2 separate regions of the Homo sapiens genome follow, and region 1 is linked to region 2. The links are chromatin loops, found by intact Hi-C in ENCODE. Cell type or tissue: IMR-90. All regions are shown on one strand.

Region 1 (5,000 bases), 89 kb after region 2:
ATTCAAGATTTATCTACAGGACAGAGGTCTCTGGAGGAATCTTTGATATCCAAAGGGTACAGTCAACTCCTAGCAGTCATTGGCAGAATTCAGGGCAGAGAAACAACTGTGGATATATGAAGATATATGTGTAGTGTCCTGTTTGAGGGTGTAAACTACTGATTCTGAGGGGTCATTTATAGAATCTGCATAACTTTTAGTTTAATGTGGACCCCTAATTAATGGTAAATAATAATAATACCTACCACTCAGAATGCTTAGGTGATGTAAGAAGAAGTTTACCCCTGAAAGAGAAAAATGGAGGGAAATTACATTTAATAACAGGATGAGTGTAATAGTTTTTATCACTACTGTAACAAATCATCACAAACTTAAGAAGAGTTTAAAACAACACAGATTTATCATCTCATACTTCTGTAAGTCAGAACCGTAGGTTGGCTAGGCTGATTTCTCTGCTTCAGGGCTCACAAAAAGGCCAGGCTGCGTTCCTTTCTGGGGGCTCTAGGGAAGAGTTCACTTCTAAGCTCATTGAGGTTGTTGGCCAAATTCAGTTTCATGTGTTTGCAGGACTGAGGTCCTCACTTTCTTGCTGGATCTTAGCCAGGGGTCTTTGTCAGCTTCTAGAGGCCACCTGGATTCTTTGGCTCATGGCCCCTTCCTCCATCTTCAAAGCCAGAAATGGTGGGTGGAGTGCCTCTCACACTCTGCATCCCTCCAGCCTCTTCTTAGGTCTCCTCCATCCTGCAGCACCTCTCTGAAGGACTCTTTTGCCTTCCTCTTCTGCTTCTAAGGGCTCATGTGATCATAATTATGCCTACCTAGGTCATCCAGAATAATCTCCCTTTTTAAAGTCAGCTCATGGGTAACCTTAATTCTGTCTGCAACACACCTTCACAGTAGTATTTAGATTCATATTCGATTGAATAATCAGAGATGAGAATCTTGGGAGGACATCTTTAAAATTCTGCCTACCACAGTGGGTTAAATGGGATTGACAGAGCTTCTTCCCCAGTGGATCTCTATAGGGCTTTTTAGAAGTTCTTATGGTTCTTTCAGAATTTAGGACATTTTCTATGATTATATTAACAGAATTGAAGAGTCTGATCTACATAGACCCGCAAGAGAGTCAAAAATATACTGTGTATGTGTGTGTGTATGTTTGTGTGTATATGTGTGTGCATGTGTGTGTGTGTGAGAGAGAGAGAGAGCGAGAGAGTGGCGTGAGTGAGAGAGAGAGAGAGAGAGAAAGAGGAGTATGCCCAAACCGGGGAAGCCAGTCTGGCAGATGGTGTAATTTTAAGGCCTGGCTGGGTGGTCAGCACCAGCATGAGTCTGCATCTGCTGCAGTTAGTAGAAGCAAGAGCTGTAGGAAGGAAGAAAGCCAGTGGATTTTTCTGGTTGGTTCTTGGATATGTTCAGGAGGTGTTACGGGCTGAACTATTTTATCCCCCAATTCATATATTGCAGCTCTAACTCCTGGTCCCTATGAATGTGACTATATTTGGAGATGGGGTCTTTAAAGAGGTAACTGAATTAAAATAAAGTCATTCAGGTGGCCCTTAATCCAATACTGTTTGTGTTCTTTTAAGAAGAGGAAATTAAGACACAGAGATGTACAGAGGACACCATTTGAAGACACAGAGAGAAGATGGCCACCTAAAAGCCCAGGGCAGAGGCCTCAGAAGAAATCATCTCTTTGATCTTGGACTCTCGGCCTCCAGAATCATGAGAAAATAAATGTCTGTTATTTAAGTCACTCAGTATGTGGTACTTTGTTATGGCAGCCCTAGTGGACTAATAGAGGAGGATTCGTTTCCACAAGGAAGGCTGAAATCTTGACCAGGGAGAAGCTGGTAGCTCCAGCCTGCAGCAACTATCTTTCCTTCATCTGGTGGCAGCTGGGGTTTTCTCAGCTAGCATGGACCTAGAAAGAATTCTAGTAGCTGCCCACATCCACTCTGGGGTTCATAATGGTGGGCTCTGGCCATTCCCACTCCAGACACCTGTCACGAGTATTTGGGTTGAGGGCACATGCTCCGAGTGGATGTAGGATGGAAGTGGTCTCTTTCTTGGTGATTTCAGGGCCTGCTTAGCAACGGGGTGTGGGCAACTTGCTGCGCATACTCTGGCTTCTTTATTATCTTGTCCTCTAGGGCCCTGCAACCCACAGTCTTGCGATTTTGGCAGAAGGGCTGTGGCATGCCTAGTTTTGGAATGAAAGGAATACTGGGGAAAGGTCAGGTAGTCTGAGTTCCTATCCCAACATTGTAAATGATTAGAAATTTTACTGTGGGCACATTGCTACTTTTCTTCATCTGTAAAATGAAATGGTTGCATTCCAGAATTCTGTGATTCTGTGAATCATTGGTAGATATAGATTACCTAGATGGTTTAAAATATGAAATCTGAGAAACACCACCATATAAAGTTGAAGCTCAAACTCAAACTTCTCTTCCTAGGAAGTGTGGAGAGCTTCATAACTTCCATGCTGTGGTGCTTCTACTGGTGAATTTCATTTAGTTATTCATTTGTTGTAGCTAAAAAGAAAGATTTCACAATAACCACTTCTTGGACAGGATTAAAGTTCAACTCAGGAAATCTCAAAGTTTGGCTACTAATTCGCTTTCTATTTTTAACCACACTTCATTTCACAGAATAATATTTTCCTCTGTGTCTGAGTGGTGCTCTAGAAACAGAATTTAGTAATGAAAACCTGCTTCTCAAAAGCCCTGTTGCTCTAATGAGTACCTACCCTGAAGGGTATGCCCAAGTTCAAGGTATGGAACTCTGAGCATGTAAAATTTTCATCTGTTGTTAATTATTGCTGTATGTATTCAGTTTTCTGAAGTCAGATGGTTTGTAGTAAGACATTGAAGTTTTATGTCCAGTAAATATTTGTATACACATCCCCCAAATGTGTAGAATAAACAGAATGATTTTCAACTTTCTGTAAATTAAGGTTATTTTGAATTTGAAAATGCTTGAGAAGGAAAACAAGCCTCTCGGTGAAACTGGGAGGCTTAATTTGTGCTCATCTTCCTTAGGATTTCCTTTGCAAAGTCGAGAACATGAAGTGCAGGGTCTGGATGTGAAACTACAAGTTTTTGCTTGGGTAAAATTTCTATGAGCTTTGGCCTACTCTCTAATTGGAATGTGAAATTTTGAGCAAGTCCATCCAAATTTTATTAATTTGGCAGACCATTATACCTTAATGAAAAATGAACAAAATTTGCAGTTTTTGACATAGAAAATATTTTACCTCTAGACCATGAACCTCTTTGGAAAAATTGTATTTCTTCGATGAGGTGTACTTGATGATAAATTTGGGAGCTCTCACACACCCAAATGTATAATTTGTAGTTGGTCATCTTTTGTTTATTGATATTATTCCAAAACTTCTCAAATCTTTTTTTTTTGTCACCATGGAGTGGTTCTCGTAGATTTTAAGCAAAAGTTGAAGAGAAAGCTATGATTTCTAGTGAATGAAAAAATAATTGTTAAATTTTTTTTTGAAAACAATTGTTAGGTAAGAGCTTATAATTAAGGACCAATTCTAAGAGCAGGAAAATGAGGGAGAACTAGCCATTTACTATAGCAACTGGAGTAAAAACAGAAAATGAAAAGGTTTTCTGTAGCCTCAGGTACAATTGAGAGAAGTGTTGTCAGCAGGGGTTTAGGTTTGAAAATCGAGGACTTTCTTTTGATCCTCTGGTACTAAATTGAAAGAGTTTCGCTGGATCCCCAAAAGGCCTTACATTAACAGGAGGCTGCCACTCATGAGCTTGTGAGTGGGGTGGGGGTAGGGGTTGGGGAAGAGTTGGGAGGATGTACCTATAAATAATGAATTAGAATGCAAAGTCATGTGAAAAACGTGCTATCTTGAGTGACACACTTATTGATGAGAGGTGGAAGGAGGAGCTAATGATGGTTTTTGACTAAGGCAATTGAGGAAGTTTCTGTGGGGAGGTGGCATTTTATTGGGGCCTTAAAGAATGAATAGTAGTTGATAAACACAGGTAAATTTAAAAAAATAACAATGACAGGAACTAAAATGTGCACATTAGGCATTGTGCTAAGCTCATTTAAATGTATTATCTCTTAAACCTTACAAAAACTCCATGGTACATGTAATTATCATCCCCATCTTAAAGGTAAGGAAACTCAGGTAAAGATAATTTGACCAATATGACACAAGTGCATTTGAATTAAGATATGTTGATTCAAGCAACTGGGCTCTTTCCAGGAGAGGGGGCAATTTACAAGGAGGAGACACCTTCATCAAAGAGCCAGATGAGCAATTTTTTATGTGGCTTACATATAGGAAATTTGGGGCAATGAAGTGAGAGAGTTAGAAATGAGGTTGAGGCCAGATGGCAGAGCCCTGAATATTATTCTAAGGACTTTTTTTTTTTTTCAGGCAATGTGGAGACACTCAGGGTTTTCGAGTGGGAGGGTAGTGTGATTTAACTAGTGATTGTAGGATAAGTCTGGTAGCAGCCAGAAAGATGGATTTGAGAAGGGAGAGTTTGGAGGTTAGGGAGACAGTTCCACAATAACTGTGGCACGCATGTGCGAGGATGAGGAAAAAAGCCAAGGCATGGCTAGTGGGAGGGAGCAGGGGCAGAGCTGAGGGCCATTGCAGGAGTGGAGCTGGCTGGGTATTGTAATTGCTTGTGTGGAGGGGTGAGGAGGAAGAGTTTCAGTTTCCTCTCTTTGGAATATAGTGATACCATTGACATAGGAGTACAGAAGCAAGAATTGGGGAGGAAGAATATGTGTTGGGTTTGAAGTGTGTTGAGCTTGGAACAAATATCCAGATAGAGATGTCCAAAGGGAATTTGGAAAATCTGGGCCTAGGACAGAGTAAGAGAATTTGGCAGACACAACATAAACATAAAAGTTGAACCATGGAACAGAATGGAGGACAAAACAGAGGCAGACCAAGCTTAGATCCCAGCAAAATGCCTGGATTTAAAGGAGTAGGTGGAAGAATAGAAAGC
Region 2 (5,000 bases):
AGAGGAAAGAATCAACTTAAAAGTGAAAGAAGCAAGCCTAACTGCCCTCCCTGCTCTGAGGGAGGAATGGAAAGGCATTCTGGAAACGCATTTCTGTCAAAGCCGAACATCAGCAAGTCAGTGACTAAGTTGAAAGGAAATGTGGTCAAAGGGTACAAAGTTTCAATGACCCTGGAGGAATATCCTTTAGCGATCTATTGTACAGCATGGTGACCACAGTTATTAATAATGCATTGTATTTATGCATTTATTTTTATTTCAGTAAGATTTAATAGCTTTTTGGATTAAGCAGTAGAAAAACTTCCATACTTAACTGAGACATTTTATCAAGGCCAAAAAAATTCTTGCAAAATGGTGCAGCCGACTGACAAGCTGACATAGAAAATAAACTTTGCCCAATCACAACTTGTGACTCCCATCCTTGGAGTGCTGACTGGCCTCAGTAAGACAGAATCGCTTTAAATCCATTACTCCATGCCCACCTGAGGCACTGTTGAAGAAATCTCACTGTTCACCCAAGGTGCTGGTTCTGGTACACTTGGATCATAAGTCCATTTGGGGAAAACTCATTTGTAAAGGTTCATCAGTTCTGTGTTCTGAGATTTTAGCTTCCTATCAAAGCTGCACTTCATGCGGCCATGGGTACCTGAAGGCTCCTGGATGTGTCCTCTGCGGCTCCACTTTGTTCTCAGTTCTACTGGTTTAAACCACTGCACATCCTCTCTATTGAAGAACATGTAACATACCACTGCCATCTTAGTACAAATTTTGAAAGGAGGATCACTCAGGACAACTCTCTTGATGACCATTCTGTTTGGATCCACCAGCAAAAGATGGCCTGTAGCAATGAGATTGTGCATTCCATTGCTTTTCTGCTTGAAAAGCAGCAAAGATGAAGGAGGAAAAGTGGTTGGTGCGTATACTGTCACCGCCAGGGCCATATCAGCAGTCAGGAATCTCTGAAATTTATGTTTGTCTGCTGCAGCATGCTGAGAGAATAAAGGTGAGGCTCGGAAGTGCCTGGATCTACAGCGGAATATGAGCTCCTCCTTGGCTTTCGCAGATTCAGTGCTGCCAGGGTCATGCCTCACCACCATATTCAATACTGACATCTTCTGTTCATGAGGTAGTGAAGAAAATGCAATCAAGGGTGCTCCTTGCCTGAATCACTCAACCACTGAGACAGGGACATTAGAGACATGAAGTGTGACATACTGGCCAACATCAGCTCCTTCAACCTCTTTTTCTTCAATCTCTTTAAATATGCTTTTCCTAGTACTAGTAAAGTTCTGAAACTGAAATATTCAAGCACAATCTTGAGCAATATTTTTCCTTAGGATCCTATGGAGATGTCTGGAAGCTCTTGAGGCCTTTGTATTTCTGAAACTGAATTTCTGGCAGCCACATCACAGGGGGTGTCCACCCACTTCACCTGGAAACATCTCTTCCAGTCTTTCTTGTTTACATTTCTCCAACATTTTTGCCTCAGCTTCTTCATCCACTTTCTCATCAGAGAGATCATCATGCACAGACTCCCTTGTAGTCATAGTTTCACATTCCTCCTCTTCTTCATCTTCACACTTTCATGCTGAGATTCCTCCTTCATAAAATCCTCATGTTCTGTATCATCATATTCTTTACCACCTTAGAATCTCCCTTCAAGAAATCCTTTGTCTCACTCAACTCCTCCTCATTGGGCCAGGTTTGCTCCCCCTGCGTTAGATCTGGGATAACCTCTGTTTGTCAGGATTCCTGTCTAGCAGGATCTGCCTTCATTAGGACTTTAAGGTCTTCTTCCATATCATCGACAGTATCCATAGCACAAATCTCTATTGCCATGTCTGGGTCCTTTTGGGATTTAATTACTGTAGGATTTAAAGGGAAAGGGTCCATGGGGTCATCTATGTGTTTCATCTGGAAATCACCACGTCCAGTGATATGCAGCAACCTATTTACATTCAGAGTCTGCCCACGAACATAGCCTGAAATTTCCAAGGTGCCCACCAAATTATTCTCTTCACTAGGAACAAAATCAGCAGTATGGGCAAATAGGTAGGCCTGCTGATCTCGAAAAGCAAGATGCCATTGCTTCTGGTTAGCCAACTGCCTAAGCAGCATCCCTGCCTCCTGTTGAGTGTCTAACAAGAGGAGTTTGTCATCCAGAAAGTGCTTCTCCACTGCTTTACTTAGCTTCTTTCTGGCATCTATTTGTTTCTTCAGTGGGAGGCCAGATAATCCCTGGACAGCTAGTGCTAATGAGGAGAGCCATCCTTGCTACCCAGCTGTCTCTTCTCCGCCAGAACCACCTCCTTCTTCTGCTTTTGGAGCTGACTGGCGGAATGCCTCTGGTCTACTCTGCTGAGTTCTTTTCTCACCTTCTTGCTTAGGGTTTTCAGTGCTAGATGGCCCTTGCCATCCTGCTGTGCAGATCCCCGACCCCGATGCTGCCCACTTTTATGAGCTTTATTCTGCATCTTGAGTGGGCTGGAGTGGTGGGCTGCCATGCTGCAGCTCACGTGTACAGAGTCAGCCCATTGTATTTATTTCGTTTTATTCTTTAATCTTTTTTTTTTTTTGTAAAGTCGGGGTCACACTATGTTGTCCAGGCTGGTCTTGAACTCCTGGACTCAAGTGATCCTACCACCTTGGCCTCCCAAAGTGCTGGGATTACAGACGTGAGCCACCACGGCTGGCCAATAATGTATTGCATATTTCAACATTGCTAAAATAGAGTTTTAATGTTCTCATCACAAAAAAATGATAAATTAGTGAGGCAATGCATACGTTAACTAGTTTGATTGTATCTTTCTATAACATATGCATAGATCAAAACATCACATTGCCTCCTTTTCCACCGTATAGCAGAAGGATGGCACAGACACTTTGAAGGGAACAAATAATACAGAACCAACACACAAACAAATGATTGGAAAACATTGTACTCCATAAATATATACAATAAAATAATTACAAATTAAACAATAAAATGTGGAAGATTTGGATATTATTTTTCTTCCCATAGTTAAAATAATACTCTTTAATAAAAATTGTACAAGCTTTTTTTTTGTGTGAGTTTGTCATATTAGAATTCCCATCTACAGAAGACCAGGGAAAGAATGAAGGTTCTTAGTAGTAAGAGGAAATATAGTCTAGCCCAGCAGCACTCAGAGATCCGGTACTATCTCGAGTACCACTAATCGAGCGGATGCATCCCTTTTTGATAACTATAACTATCCCTCAGTGCCAAAATTTACTGTTTTGTCTAATCTCTGGCCAGCCCAGTTGAGCTAGAGAAAGGTTGTGTTTAAGTGCAGTAAATGCCTCAAAGGGAAACAAGTGAGTTTTCATCCAGGTGGTTCCCCTTTCAGCTGCAACTTAATTTCCTCTCGTTTTTTGCTCCATTGACATAGTAGAGTTATAGTTCGTCCTCAATGCAGTGGTTAACAGTTCAGACTCTAGATTAGACTAGCAAAGTTTGAATCCCAGCAAGTTACTAAACCTTTTTGTGTGTCCTGTTCTTCACCTTTAAAATAAGAATGATAATGCTTGTACCCACCTCATACAGTTGTGCTGACTTAAGTGATTTAATATTTGTAAAGCACATAGAACAGTTTAGGTGAATGGTGAATACTATATTTGGTAAATAAATAAAAATAATGCCTGCCATCTTAAGCTGGAATCTCTAAATTTACACATTAGACTGCAACTAAACAGACTTTGGAGTCTGGAGCTAAATCATAACAGGGAACAGGTATCCTAAAAACGAACATGCATTTACCAAACAGCCCTCAATGTCTCCAGGGCTGATTTTTAACTGCTATTGCAAAGGATTCCACCCTCCCAGGGCCTGCACATGCTGAAGGTATACGACGGCCTGGAAAAAGTGTCAGATGGTTTTCATAAACTTGGCACTGACCAATCATCTACCTTCTTATTCGTTGGGTAGGTGCTAACTGTAAGTTGGGTAAAATAGAAGTTTTACCAGAGCAGGGGGCTGGGACACCACAGAATAAACCAGCAATCCCTCTGACGTGGAGGTGATAATAGCAATTCAGTCAGGAGGTGACAGTCTGGACTAAGGGTGTGGTTAAAATGGCACAGGAGGGGCAGAATCGGAAACAGGTATAAGCTGCAGGCCAGGACTGTCCTTAGGGGCAGTAATGATGGGAGAGACCAAACCAACAGCCCGATTCAATGATGAAAGCTGAATTGGGCATGGCCGCAGAAGGAAAAGTCCAGCACCTGTCTCAGCTCTGGCAGTGGCTCATCCACCTGCTCTCCCTGGAACCTCCTTTTCCACTGTGTAGCAGAGGGATGGCACAGATACTTTGAAGGGAGCAAATAATACACAACCAACACACAGACAAATGATTGGAAAACAATTATACACAGCAATTCTTGCCTACTCTCTTGAGGCCCGAGAAAGTTCAATCAAAACCAGAATTAAAGAATGCCAGTACTGGCCACCACAGGCAGGGGCTCATGGGCTTTGGAATCCAAGAGAGAGAGAGGACTCGTGGATGTCAAACACGTTGCTGACTGCAGAAGTTTCACTTTTTCTTTTATTTATTTATTTATTATACTTTAAGTTTTAGGGAACATGTGCACAATGTGCAAGTTAGTTACATATGTATACATGTGCCATGTTGGTGTGCTGCACCCATTAACTCGTCATTTAACATTAGGTATATCTCCTAATGCTATCCCTCCCCGCTCCCCCCATCCCACAACAGGCCCCGGTGTGTGATGTTCCCCTTCTTGTGTCCAAGTGTTCTCATTGTTCAATTCTCACCTATGAGTGAGAACCTGCGGTGTTTGTTTTTTTGTCCTTGCGATAGTTTGCTGAGAATGATGGTTTCCAGCTTTGTCCATGTCCCTACAAAGGACTGTGCAGCCATAAAAAAGAAGTTTCACTTTTTCACTTTACCATTTTCCTTAAAATTTCCCATGGATGGTATTCTTGGTTTTTGGGTGGAAGAGAGAGAGGGAGAAGGGAAACA

Evidence for each region. Hi-C counts contacts between places; a loop is a spot of excess contacts. Peaks named below come from ENCODE experiments on the same cell type or tissue, not always from the same donor. Only the 100,000 strongest peaks of a DNase experiment are listed, where the experiment ranks them.
Region 1: a loop joins it to region 2, with 19 times the contacts of the local background. A loop is called at or near these places in 1 of 110 quality-filtered maps.

The regions. Positions count from the first base shown.
Region 1 is chr5:57,406,296-57,411,295 of GRCh38, forward strand. The region is part of intron 1 of RMEL3 (enriched in melanoma 3); the gene reads left to right. Among named protein-coding and RNA genes, the nearest start is that of RMEL3, 14 kb to the left of the region's middle. In IMR-90, no CTCF peak of the experiment used is centred here; a DNase peak (open chromatin) is centred at 2,576; H3K27ac peaks cover 503 bases.
Region 2 is chr5:57,317,517-57,322,516 of GRCh38, forward strand. It overlaps the pseudogene LOC100288510. Among named protein-coding and RNA genes, the nearest start is that of RMEL3, 75 kb to the right of the region's middle. In IMR-90, no CTCF peak of the experiment used is centred here; no DNase peak of the experiment used is centred here; H3K4me3 peaks cover 214 bases; H3K27ac peaks cover 1,883 bases.